Linked DNA regions of Homo sapiens: region 1 is linked to region 2. Evidence: read pairs that join two places in POLR2A ChIA-PET (ENCODE). Cell type or tissue: GM12878. All regions are shown on one strand. Links, peaks and the distances in the headings refer to the core of each region. The heading gives the core; the rest is flanking DNA. Region 1 has its middle 16 kb from the start of ELFN1. Region 2 overlaps EIF3B (eukaryotic translation initiation factor 3 subunit B).

Evidence for each region. Peaks named below come from ENCODE experiments on the same cell type or tissue, not always from the same donor. Only the 100,000 strongest peaks of a DNase experiment are listed, where the experiment ranks them.
Region 1: POLR2A ChIA-PET joins it to region 2 with 5 read pairs; 3 of 35 experiments call an interaction of 5 or more read pairs at or near these places.

Annotation. Positions count from the first base shown.
Region 1 is chr7:1,651,357-1,656,730 of GRCh38, forward strand. No RefSeq gene overlaps it. Among named protein-coding and RNA genes, the nearest start is that of ELFN1, 16 kb to the right of the region's middle. In GM12878, for the core only: no CTCF peak of the experiment used is centred there; a DNase peak (open chromatin) is centred at 2,601.
Region 2 is chr7:2,360,609-2,365,982 of GRCh38, forward strand. EIF3B (eukaryotic translation initiation factor 3 subunit B) reads left to right here. Exons shown (of 19, transcript NM_001037283.2): 2 at 102-294; 3 at 2,037-2,156; 4 at 2,462-2,519; 5 at 3,024-3,152; 6 at 3,764-3,921. Among named protein-coding and RNA genes, the nearest start is that of EIF3B, 8.5 kb to the left of the region's middle. In GM12878, for the core only: a CTCF peak has its summit at 4,417 (motif pointing left); no DNase peak of the experiment used is centred there.

The sequences.
Region 1 (5,374 bases), core at 119-5,118, 710 kb before region 2:
CGGTGAAGCGGGCGGAGCCAGGCAGCTGCCACCCCAGGCACACACGGGCACACACCTCCTCCTCCCCCTCCCATGTTCTCTAGACCTGCCCCAGGCTTCTCCGAGCGGTGACCAGGCCCCTGGGGAGGGGCTGAAATCTGGAGGCGGGCATGGTGTTCCCAGAGAACATGGTGGGGTGGGGACTTACGCTCAGTGAACCCACGTTTCTAAATGCCAAATCTACTCTAAACTCCAAAGGGGGTTGGAGTTCTTGTCTCTGCAGAAGGGCAGATCAGGGAACTATTCAGGGGGAGGGGGGGCAGAACCTAGAGGCCAATTCATTGTCCAGGTTGAGTCAGGAACCCTGGGGTAGGCCCAGCTTTGGGAGGACAGAGGACCTTGGGGTGGCAGGAGAAGGGAGGGTCAAAAGTGCATCAAGGGGTAAGGCCAACCCATGTAGCCTCAGAGAACTGAGATGGGGACTCGGAACCTGAGGTCTGCCCCGAGCAGGAGGTCCTGGGCAACTGCAGTCTTGCCCTTGGGTGGGGGAGGCCCTGCCCAAAAGATGGGGTGGAGAGAGTGAGGGGAGCGCCCCCATCAGGGGTCGGACTTTTCCCTGAAACTTGACTCTCGATGCTTTTCTAAGTGATTAAAAGTCCCCCTAACCAACAATACCCATGTCAAACAACGCCTCCTCCAGGAAGCCACCCTGGGTTGCCTGGGATGGAGATCAGCTCCCTCTTGGTATTTGTGGCACCAGCTTGCTGTGGGGAATATTAGTGCCCAGGCTGGGTGATCTTAGGCAAAGGACTTGACATCTCTGAGCCTCAATACCACCTGACTGTCAAAGGACTAATAAAGTCAAGCTCCAGGGCTGGTGAAGGAACTGAGACGGGGATTATCATGAGCTAAACTGTGTCCCCCAAAGGACACGCTGATGTCCTATCCCCAGTATGTGACCTTATTTGGAGACATGGTCTTTACAGAGGTGATTAAGTTAAAATGTTCTGGGGTGGGCCCTGATCCAGTGTGCCTGGTGTTCTTATGAAGAGGGAACATTTCAGCCGGGTGTGGTGGCACATGCCTGTGGTCCCAGCTACTGAGGAGGCTGAGAGGCAGGAGGATCACTTGAGCCCAGGAGGTGGAGGCTGCAGTGAGCTGTGATCGCACCACTGCACTCCAGCCTGGATAACAGAGCAAGACCTTGTTCCTCCAACCTCCAATTTTTTTTTTTTTTTTTTTTTGAGGCAGAATCCCTCTGTCGCCCAGGCTGGACCGCAGTGTCATGATTTTGCCTCACTGCAACATCTGTCTCCCGGGTTCAAGCGATTCTTCTGCCTCAGCCTCCCGAGCAGCTGGGATTACAGGCACCTGCCACCGCACGCAGCTAATTTTTGTATTTTTAGTAGAGATGGGGTTTCACCATGTTGGCCAGGCTGGTCTCTAAATCCTTACCTCAGGTGATCTGCCCGCTTCAGCCTCCCAAAGTGCTGGGATTACAGGCATGAGCCATTACACCTGGCCTCGATTATTTTTTTTTTTTTTTTTTTTTTGAGACGGAGTCTCGCTCTGTCTCCCAGGCCGGACTGCGGACTGCAGTGGCGCAATCTCGGCTCACTGCAAGCTCCGCTTCCCGGGTTCACGCCATTCTCCTGCCTCAGCCTCCCGAGTAGCTGGGACTACAGGCGCCCGCCACCGCGCCCGGCTAATTTTTTGTATTTTTAGTAGAGACGGGGTTTCACCTTGTTAGCCAGGATGGTCTCGATCTCCTGACCTCATGATCCACCCGCCTCGGCCTCCCAAAGTGCTGGGATTACAGGCGTGAGCCACCGCGCCCGGCCAATTATTTTTTTAAAGGAGGAAATTTGTGCACAGACAGACGTGTACAGAGGAAAGACATCCCTGTGACTGAGTGACGTGTCTTCCAGCCACGGAGCACCAAGGCTTGCTCAGGGATGCTGGAAGAGGCAGGAAGGATCCTCCCCAAGAGCTATGAGAGGGAGCGCGGCCCTGCCAATCCCTTGATTTTGGACTTTGGGCCTCCAGAGCTGCGAAAGAGCAGACACCTGTTGTCTTAAGCCCCCCAACGTGTGGCAATGTGTTATGGTGGCCCCAGGACGCAGATACAGGGACAGATGTGGGCTCCCTGCAGAAATGCTATGAGCTCCTTGTGGTGTTACCCCAGCAGCCCCTGTCACCTGCCCCTGTCTGTGTGCCCTGAAGTCAGACTCACGGCACCTTGTTGGCCCAGCCCCAGGTGCTCCATGTAGATGCTGATAGGTGATGGAGGAAAGAAATAGGGTGATCACACATGCACGCATATACATGTGTGGACAAGCATGCAGGCATGCACACAGGCACATGTGCACATACATGCAGGCACATGCACACAAGGGCACGTACATGTGTACACACATGCAGGAATTCACACACACACACAGGAACACAGGCACATGCATGTGCACAAGCATGCAGGCATGTTCACATAGGCACACACATACGTACATGCAGGCACACACACAAGGGCACATGCATGTGTGCACAGACAGACATGCTCACATATATACATGCGCAGGTGCACAAGACGTGCACACAGGCAGACATGCTCACATATACACACATACACAGGTGCACACAGGTACATACTGTGCACACAAGCAGATATGCTCACATACGCACAGGTGCACAAGACATACTTGTGAACACACATGCAGACATGCTCACATACTCATACATGCACAGGCACACACAGGTACATACGTGTGCACATAGAGACATGTTCACACGCATGCACACAGGCACACACACACTTGCAGTATGTGCGTGGACACAGGCCCAGATTAGCACCCTGCTAGAGATGGAGACCAGCCCCCACGCAGACCCCGCCCTGCCTGCCCATCCAGCTCCTGGAGCCAGCGGGCGTCTGCGCCCCAGTGTTTGGCTGCAGTGAGTCAGGCCTTGGGGAGCAATGCGCCATGCTCAGCTCTGGGAGCGGGCCAGGGCACTGGTCCTGGGGCTAAGGCCCAGCGTGTACAGGCTGTTTGCTGAGGGCGTGCTTTGAGGAAGAGCATACCCGGGTTCCAAAGCGCCTACAGTGAACATCTACTGTGTACAAAAGTGACAGTGATGATGAGACCAGCCTGATCCCCGAGGGGCTCACAGAGGGAAGCCGGGGAGGAGGGAAGACAAGTCCTGAGGCCCCACTTCATCATAACAGCAGGAGGGGTGCACTGAGCTCAAGGCCACGTTCACAGGTGGCTGCTGACAGTGCCTCCATCTCCACCCAGGGACCCCACAGCGTGGAGGCTGAGGCCCCTCTACCATTTCCTTACCACTCCTAGACATCACGGGTCTCTCCCTCCAAGTGAAACATCCTGGCGGTTGAAACTTGTTTTAAGAAATAAGATACCTCCGGGCGCAGTCCACGTAGGAGCCTGCAAAATGTCACTCCTGTTATCTTCTCATTTAGCCCTATTTCAGTCTGAATAAAGCAGAATGAATCACAGGGGACCAGGTGAGCAGAGCCCGAGGCCTGGGCCATTTGCCTTCATCACTGAGGAGGCCGTCTGCACCCCAGCCTTCAGCATGCAGGGGGAGCGAAGGGGGTGCCCAGCCTCGCCCCGCCCAGCGCACCCCTGCAGCAGCCCGGGAGGGCAGGCCGTGGCTCCTGGGAACACGGCGCCCAGCTGCAATCCACATTGCTGCTAGTGAATATGGACAATTCAGAGACATGAAATAAGGCAGACAGAGAAAAAGCATCGGTGACTCTGCCAGGCTACATATGTGTGTGCGTGTCTGCATATATATACACACACGTGTATACGCACACACAGAGCCACACATCACTCAACGACAGGGACACGTTCTGAGAAATACATGGTTCCGTGATTTTGTCATCGCGCGTACATCCTAGAGTGACTCACACGAACGCAGATGGCGGAGCCTACCCCACGCCTGGGCCTCGCGGTACAGCCTGTGGCTCCGGGGCTACACACCCGCACGGCAGGTGACTGCACTGAACACTGTAGGCAGCTGCAACACAAGGACAAGTCTTTGTGTTTCTAAACACATCTAAACTCAGAGAAGGTGCAGTAAAAATAGGGTATTATACTCTTCTGGGACCACCATTGCAAATGTGGTCCATTGGTTACCAAAGTGTCTGTGTGTTGTGTGTATACATACGTAATTTTTCTTTTTCTTTCTCTCCCTCCTTCCCTCCCTCCCTCTTTTCCTTTGTTTTAAAATTTTTTTTTTATAAATTTGGAATTCTTCTTACTAGGCTCCCTAATTTGCAATTTATTTGTTTTTAGGGTTTTTTTTTTTTTTTTTTTTTTTTTTGAGACAGAGGCTGGAGTGCAGTGGTGCAATCTCAGTTCACTGCAACCTCCACCTTCTGGGTTCAAGCGATTCTCCTGCCTCAGCCTCCCAAGTGGCTGAGGTAACCAGCCCAGTAACCAGGTGCTCGCCACCACGCCTGGTTAATTTTGTATATTTAGTAGAGATGGGATTTCACCATTTTGGCCAGGCTGGTCTTGAACTCCTGACCTCAAGTGATCCGCCTGCCTCGGCCTCCCAAAGTGCTGGGATTACAAAGTACTGGGATCACAGGCGTGAGCCATCGCATCCAGCCCCAGTTTGCAATTTATAATCTGCTGTCTCCTCACCTAATGTTAGATCCCATGGCTTGTCTCTGACACAAGACGCCAACGAAGATCGGCATTTCTGCAACCTCTGGCTTCCAGGAAGGCTGCCTCCCTCCCCAACTTCCTCTGATCATCGTGCGGCTGAGGAACAGATGGGGAACCAGGTGCACAGAGAGGTATGGCCACCTTCACGGGGTCACACAGGTGAGCAGCTGCGGAGGCCAGAGCTGAGGCCACCAGGGAGCTCCTTGGGTGTCCAAAGGCTTAAAAAATTCTGGTTGCCTTCCTCAGGCTGAGAAATGATATGGTGGGTGATGCAGATGAGGGTCCAGGGTGCCTGCCCTGGGGAGCATGATGAGCAGATGGCGGTGCAGCCACACGTGGAGGACTCAGCTCCCAGAGCAATAAAGGGACACCTACGCCATGCATGAGGCTGGGAGACTGTGCAGGGGGAAGAAGTCACTCGCCAGGAGCCCAGGTGTGTGGAATTCTGGAACAGACTAGATCTACCCTGGACTAACCTGGACTGGAACTAACAGACTAGAACTAACTAGAACGAATTCTAGAACTAACCTACGGTGGAAAACATCAGAATGGCAGTGGCTTCTGGGGGCCAGAGGTAGGAAGGCACTGGGCAGGGGTATGCAGCAACATTTTGGGGGCATTGTCTTTTTTATTTTTCAGAGGAAGGGTCTTGCTCTGTTGCCCAGGCTGGAGTGCAGTGGCTCAATCATGGCTCACTGCAGTCTTGA
Region 2 (5,374 bases), core at 158-5,157:
CAATTCATTGTCTCTTCTTGAAGACTTGTTTAGTGTGCTCAGTTAATGTATTAATGTTTTTCTTGGTAAAAATGATCATTTGAAAAATCTCTCTTGTTCAGAATTACTGGGAGATGTACTCAAAGATCGGCCCCAGGAAGCAGATGGAATCGATTCGGTGATTGTAGTGGACAATGTCCCTCAGGTGGGACCCGACCGACTTGAGAAACTCAAAAATGTCATCCACAAGATCTTTTCCAAGTTTGGGAAAATCACAAATGATTTTTATCCTGAAGAGGATGGGAAGACAAAAGGGTGAGTGTTCTCCTGTTGGAGAAGTATCATCTGTGTCTGGCACGTCATGATGAGGGAGTGTTGCAGGAGATCCTTACTAACACAGCTCCTGCCTTGCCCAGGCACGTGGGCCGTTCACTTCTTCAGGCCGCCCTCAGCTGGAAGCTATCCAGAGCAGTGAATGAGAAGATGATAAAGTTTGTTTTTTTAAGTTAAGGTTTTAAAGTTTTTAAAATTATCTAGAATAGGCCAGCATGGTGGCTTATGCATAAACTCCCAACACTCTTGAAGCCTGAGGCCAGGAGTTGGAGGCTGCAGTGAGCTATGATAACGTAGCTGTACTCCAGTCTGGGTGACAGAGCAAGACTCTGTCTCTAAAATAAATAAATAAAGTAAAAACTAACTAGAATAGTTTTAGTTTCTAGAATTATCAAATACAGGTAATGCTGCTGCATTTTCTGTGTTGGGCAGTCAGTTGAAGGATGGCCTCTTGACCCTCAGTTACTCGTGTTATAATGAAACATTCTCTGAGGTTCTTTCTTTCTTTCTTTTTTTTGAGTCGGAGTCTCGCTCTGTCGCCCAGGCTGGAGTGCAGTGTCGCAATCTCGGCTCACTGAAAGCTCCGCCTCCCAGGTTCACACTATTCTCCCGCCTCAGCCTCCCTAGTAGCTGGGACTACTGGCGCCCGCTACCACGCCCGGCTAATTTTTTGTATTTTTAGTAGAGACGGGGTTTCACCATGTTAGCCAGAATGGTCTCGATCTCCTGACCTTGTGATCCACCCGCCTCGGCCTCCCAAAGTGCTGGGATTACAGGCCTGAGCCACCGCGCCCGGCCTCTCTGAGCTTCTTTCTAATCTTGCCTGTAATACACAATATTAGACTACTTTTAAGTTTTTTTTGTTTGTTTGTTTGTTTGAGACAGTCTCACTCTTGCCCAGGCTGGAGTGCAGTGGTGTGATCTCAGCTCACTGCAACCTCCGCCTCCCGGGTTCAAGCAATTCTCCTGCCCCACCCTCCCAAGTAGCCGGGATTACAGGCGCACACTACCACGCCTGGCTTGCTTGCTTGCTTATTTATTTATTTATTTATTTATTGAGACAGAGTCTTGCTCTGTCACCCAGGCTGGAGTGCAGTGGCACGATCTTGGCTCACTGCAACCTCCGCCTCCCAGGCTCAAGCAATTCTCCTGCCTTAGCCTCCTGAGTAGCTGGGATTATAAGCATGTGCCACCATGCCCGGCTAATTTTTGTATATTTAGCAGAGACAGGGTTTCACCATGTTGGCCGGGCTGGTCTCGAACTCCTGACCTCAAGTGATCTGCCCACCTTGGCCTCCCAAAGTGCTGGGATTACAGGTGTGAACCATTGCGCCCAGCCAAGATTTTTTTTTAAACAGCTTTATTGAGATAATTGATATACAGTAAATCTGCATAGTTTTAAAGCGTACAATTTAATACATTTTGATGTGTACATATCACGAAACCATCGCCACAGTCAAAATAATGGACGTTTTGATTAACTTTTCTATAATTATGATAATGAAACTAGAGACTTCGGATCTTCTGGTTAGGATTTCCCTGTCACTTAGGAGCTCCCTGGCTGTGGATCTGTCCCCCGTGTGACTGCCTTAGGCTCGAGGCAGGAAGAGCAGCACAGATACTCCTGGCACCGAGGGCTTGTCCGTGGAGAGGGGTGGGGCGGACAGCGCATACCTGCCTAGCCTTACAGTGTGGGTATGTGCCAACGGCCCTCTCTCACTCAGGTATATTTTCCTGGAGTACGCGTCCCCTGCCCACGCTGTGGATGCTGTGAAGAACGCCGACGGCTACAAGCTTGACAAGCAGCACACATTCCGGGTCAACCTCTTTACGGATTTTGACAAGTGAGTTCAGACTTGGCCACAAGGAAGTGGACGTTGACGTGCAAGTGACTGGCTGTGTGCGGGTGGCTTGGTGCTTCTCGGTGCTGGTGTCTGTCAGATTGTTCACATCCTTTCTGGTCAGGCTGCCGCAGAGCCATTTCACAGCCCTGCCCCACACTTCTGGCCTACAGCACCCCTCCCTGTTATGCCAGTCACAGCCCTGGGGGCGGGCAGGCAGGAGCACAGCAGGGCCATGCTGGAGCCCCCACGAGTTGCTCTTTCTAGTCGTCAGGGCGTGGGGCTCAGCAGTCTCCTTTCTTCTCCAGGTATATGACGATCAGTGACGAGTGGGATATTCCAGAGAAACAGCCTTTCAAAGACCTGGTGAGTGGCCTGAAACCTACATCTCAGTGGTTTAAAGAAATGCTGCTGGGTGTGGTGGGTCACACCTGCAATCCCAGCACTTAGGGAGGCTGAGGTGGGAGGATCGCTTAAGCCCAGGAATTCAAGACCAGCCTGGGCAACAAAGTGAGACCCCCGCCTCTACAAAAAGTAAATAAATACATACATTAGCTGGGCCTGGCATGCACCTGTATTCCCAGCTACCTGGGAGGCTGAGGGGGGAGGATCACTTGAGCCTGGGAGGTTGAGCCTGGGAGGTTGAGGCTGCCGTGAGCTATGATTGTGCCACTGGACTCCAGCCTGGGCAACAGCGTGACTCTGTCTCAAAAAAAAAAGAAATGCTAGACGGTGTCTTGACTTGAGGTTAGGGTGTGACTTGGGAGTTAAGATGTGGACTGAACTTGTCATATCTTTAAGAGCAATAGTTGTGAATGAGTTTTTTATTAAAATTAATGAAATGTTATATTCCTTGTCTTTGTTTTTAAGGGGAACTTACGTTACTGGCTTGAAGAGGCAGAATGCAGAGATCAGTACAGTGTGATTTTTGAGAGTGGAGACCGCACTTCCATATTCTGGAATGACGTAAAAGACCCTGTCTCAATTGAAGAAAGAGCGGTGTGTATTTGCTGCTGCTGGGGGCGGGGACTCACCTCTCCTGTATTTCCTTAACAAAGTGGAACTTTGTTTCTATCAGAAAACTGGAAGAGCAGGTGACGTTATATTTTCTTTGAGATTACTTTCTGAAAACAACTTCTTTTATTCCTCTTCCAGCTTTGAAGTAAATCCTGAGAAGTGAACAGGCTTTGTGTATTTCACTTAAGAGTTTGCAGAATAGGCCGGGCGCGGTGGCTCACGCCTGTAATCCCAGCACTTTGGGAGGCCAAGGTGGGTGGATCACGAGGTCAGGAGATTGAGACCATCCTGGCTAACACGGTGAAACCCCGTCTCTACTAAAAATACAAAAAAATTAGCTGGGCATGGTGGCAGGCACCTGTAGTCCCCGCTACTCGGGAGGCTGAGGCAGGAGAATGGCATGAACCTGGGAGGTGGAGCTTGCAGTGAGCTGAGATTGCGCCACTGCACTCCAGCCTGGGAGACAGCGAGACTCCGTCTCAAAAAAAAAAAAAGTTTGTAGAACAGATTCATTGTAGGATAAATTCATTGTAGGAGGGGTCTTTGTGTTTGCCATTTTGTTGTATTAACGTTGGCACTGCCTTTTTCTGCAGAGATGGACAGAGACGTATGTGCGTTGGTCTCCTAAGGGCACCTACCTGGCTACCTTTCATCAAAGAGGCATTGCTCTATGGGGGGGAGAGAAATTCAAGCAAATTCAGAGATTCAGCCACCAAGGGGTTCAGCTTATTGACTTCTCACCTTGTGAAAGGTAAGCTGCTAGAAAAACACAGGGGAGTCTATGCATTTCACCCCATGCCAGCCTTCTACAGGTGATCTTTCATTTTGTAGCATTTCAAACTTAGTAGAAAAATACGGGAGTATGCAGAACGCTAATAAGCTTTTTACTGAGATCTTCTCACATTTGGTTGCATTTACGTCATCATCTCCTATACAGATATTTTTTCCTGAGCCATTTGGGAGTGAGTTGAAATAACATGTCCCTTTAGCCCTGAATGTGTATTCCTAGAAATAGGATTTTGTTAGTGTGACCATAGTGTGGGTACTGACTTCAGGGATTTACCATTCATTTAATACTTCAATGTATTGCCATATTCTGATTTTGTTACTTGACCTAATAATGTTCTGTATAATACTTACTTTCCTTCAGTTCAGGATCTAGTCTAAGGTCACGTATTTTACAGATAATAAATTGTCCTTCCTCTATCACCCAGGCTTGGCGCCACCCAGTGGCACCATTGCAGGCTCATTGCAACCCCAGCCTCCCAGGTCAAGCGGTTCTCCCACCTCAGCCTTCCTGAGTAGCGGGGACCGCAGGCACACGCCATGACATATGGCTAATTTTATTTTTTGTAGAGATGGGGGTCTCACTTTGTTGTACAAGGTAGTCTTGAACCCCTGGGCTCAAGTGATCTCCTGCCTTGACCTCCCAGAGTGCTGGGATTACAGGCGTGAGCCACCGCACCTGGCCGAGCCGTGATTTTTGATCTAGCTAATCCGGCTGTCGGAGGCCTGCTAGGGAAAGGGGCGGTTGTGGGAGGCAGTGTGAGGCGAGCTGGGGCCACTCTAGGGAAAGGGACAGTTGTGGAAGGCAGTGTGAGGCGAACGGGGGCCACTCTAGGGAAAGGGGCAGTTGTGGAAGGCAGTGCGAGGCGAGCTGGGGCCGCTCTGTTTTCGCCCTCATGGGTTGTGTCTGCCTTCCCCTCTGGTGTTGTAAGGGACCGTCTGTTACACACTTTGTGTGAACTGAGTAAGCAGGTGCAGTAGCTCCAGACAAGCCAGCAGTCAGGTAAATCATGGCTGGGAGGAGCCCCCAGGCTCTGAAGTTTCTATCAGACCTGTGCTGGCTTTCGAACTGGATGGGACTTGTTTTTTTGTTTGTTTGTTTGTTTGTTTGTTTTGTTTTTTTTTTTTTTGAAACTGAGTTTCATGCGTCGCCCAGACTGGAATGTAGTGGCACGATACCAGTTCACTGCAACCTCCACCTCCCGGGTTCAAGCTATTCTCCTGCCTCAGCCTCCTGAGTAGCTGGGATTACAAGTGCCTGCCACCACGCCCGGCTAATTTTTGTATTTTTAGTAGAGACAGGGTCTCACCATGTCGGCCATGGTTGGCCAAGCTTGTCTTAAACTCCGGACCTTGGGTGATCCACCCACCTCGGCCTCCCAAAGTGCTGGGATTACAGGTGTGAGCCACTGCGCCCA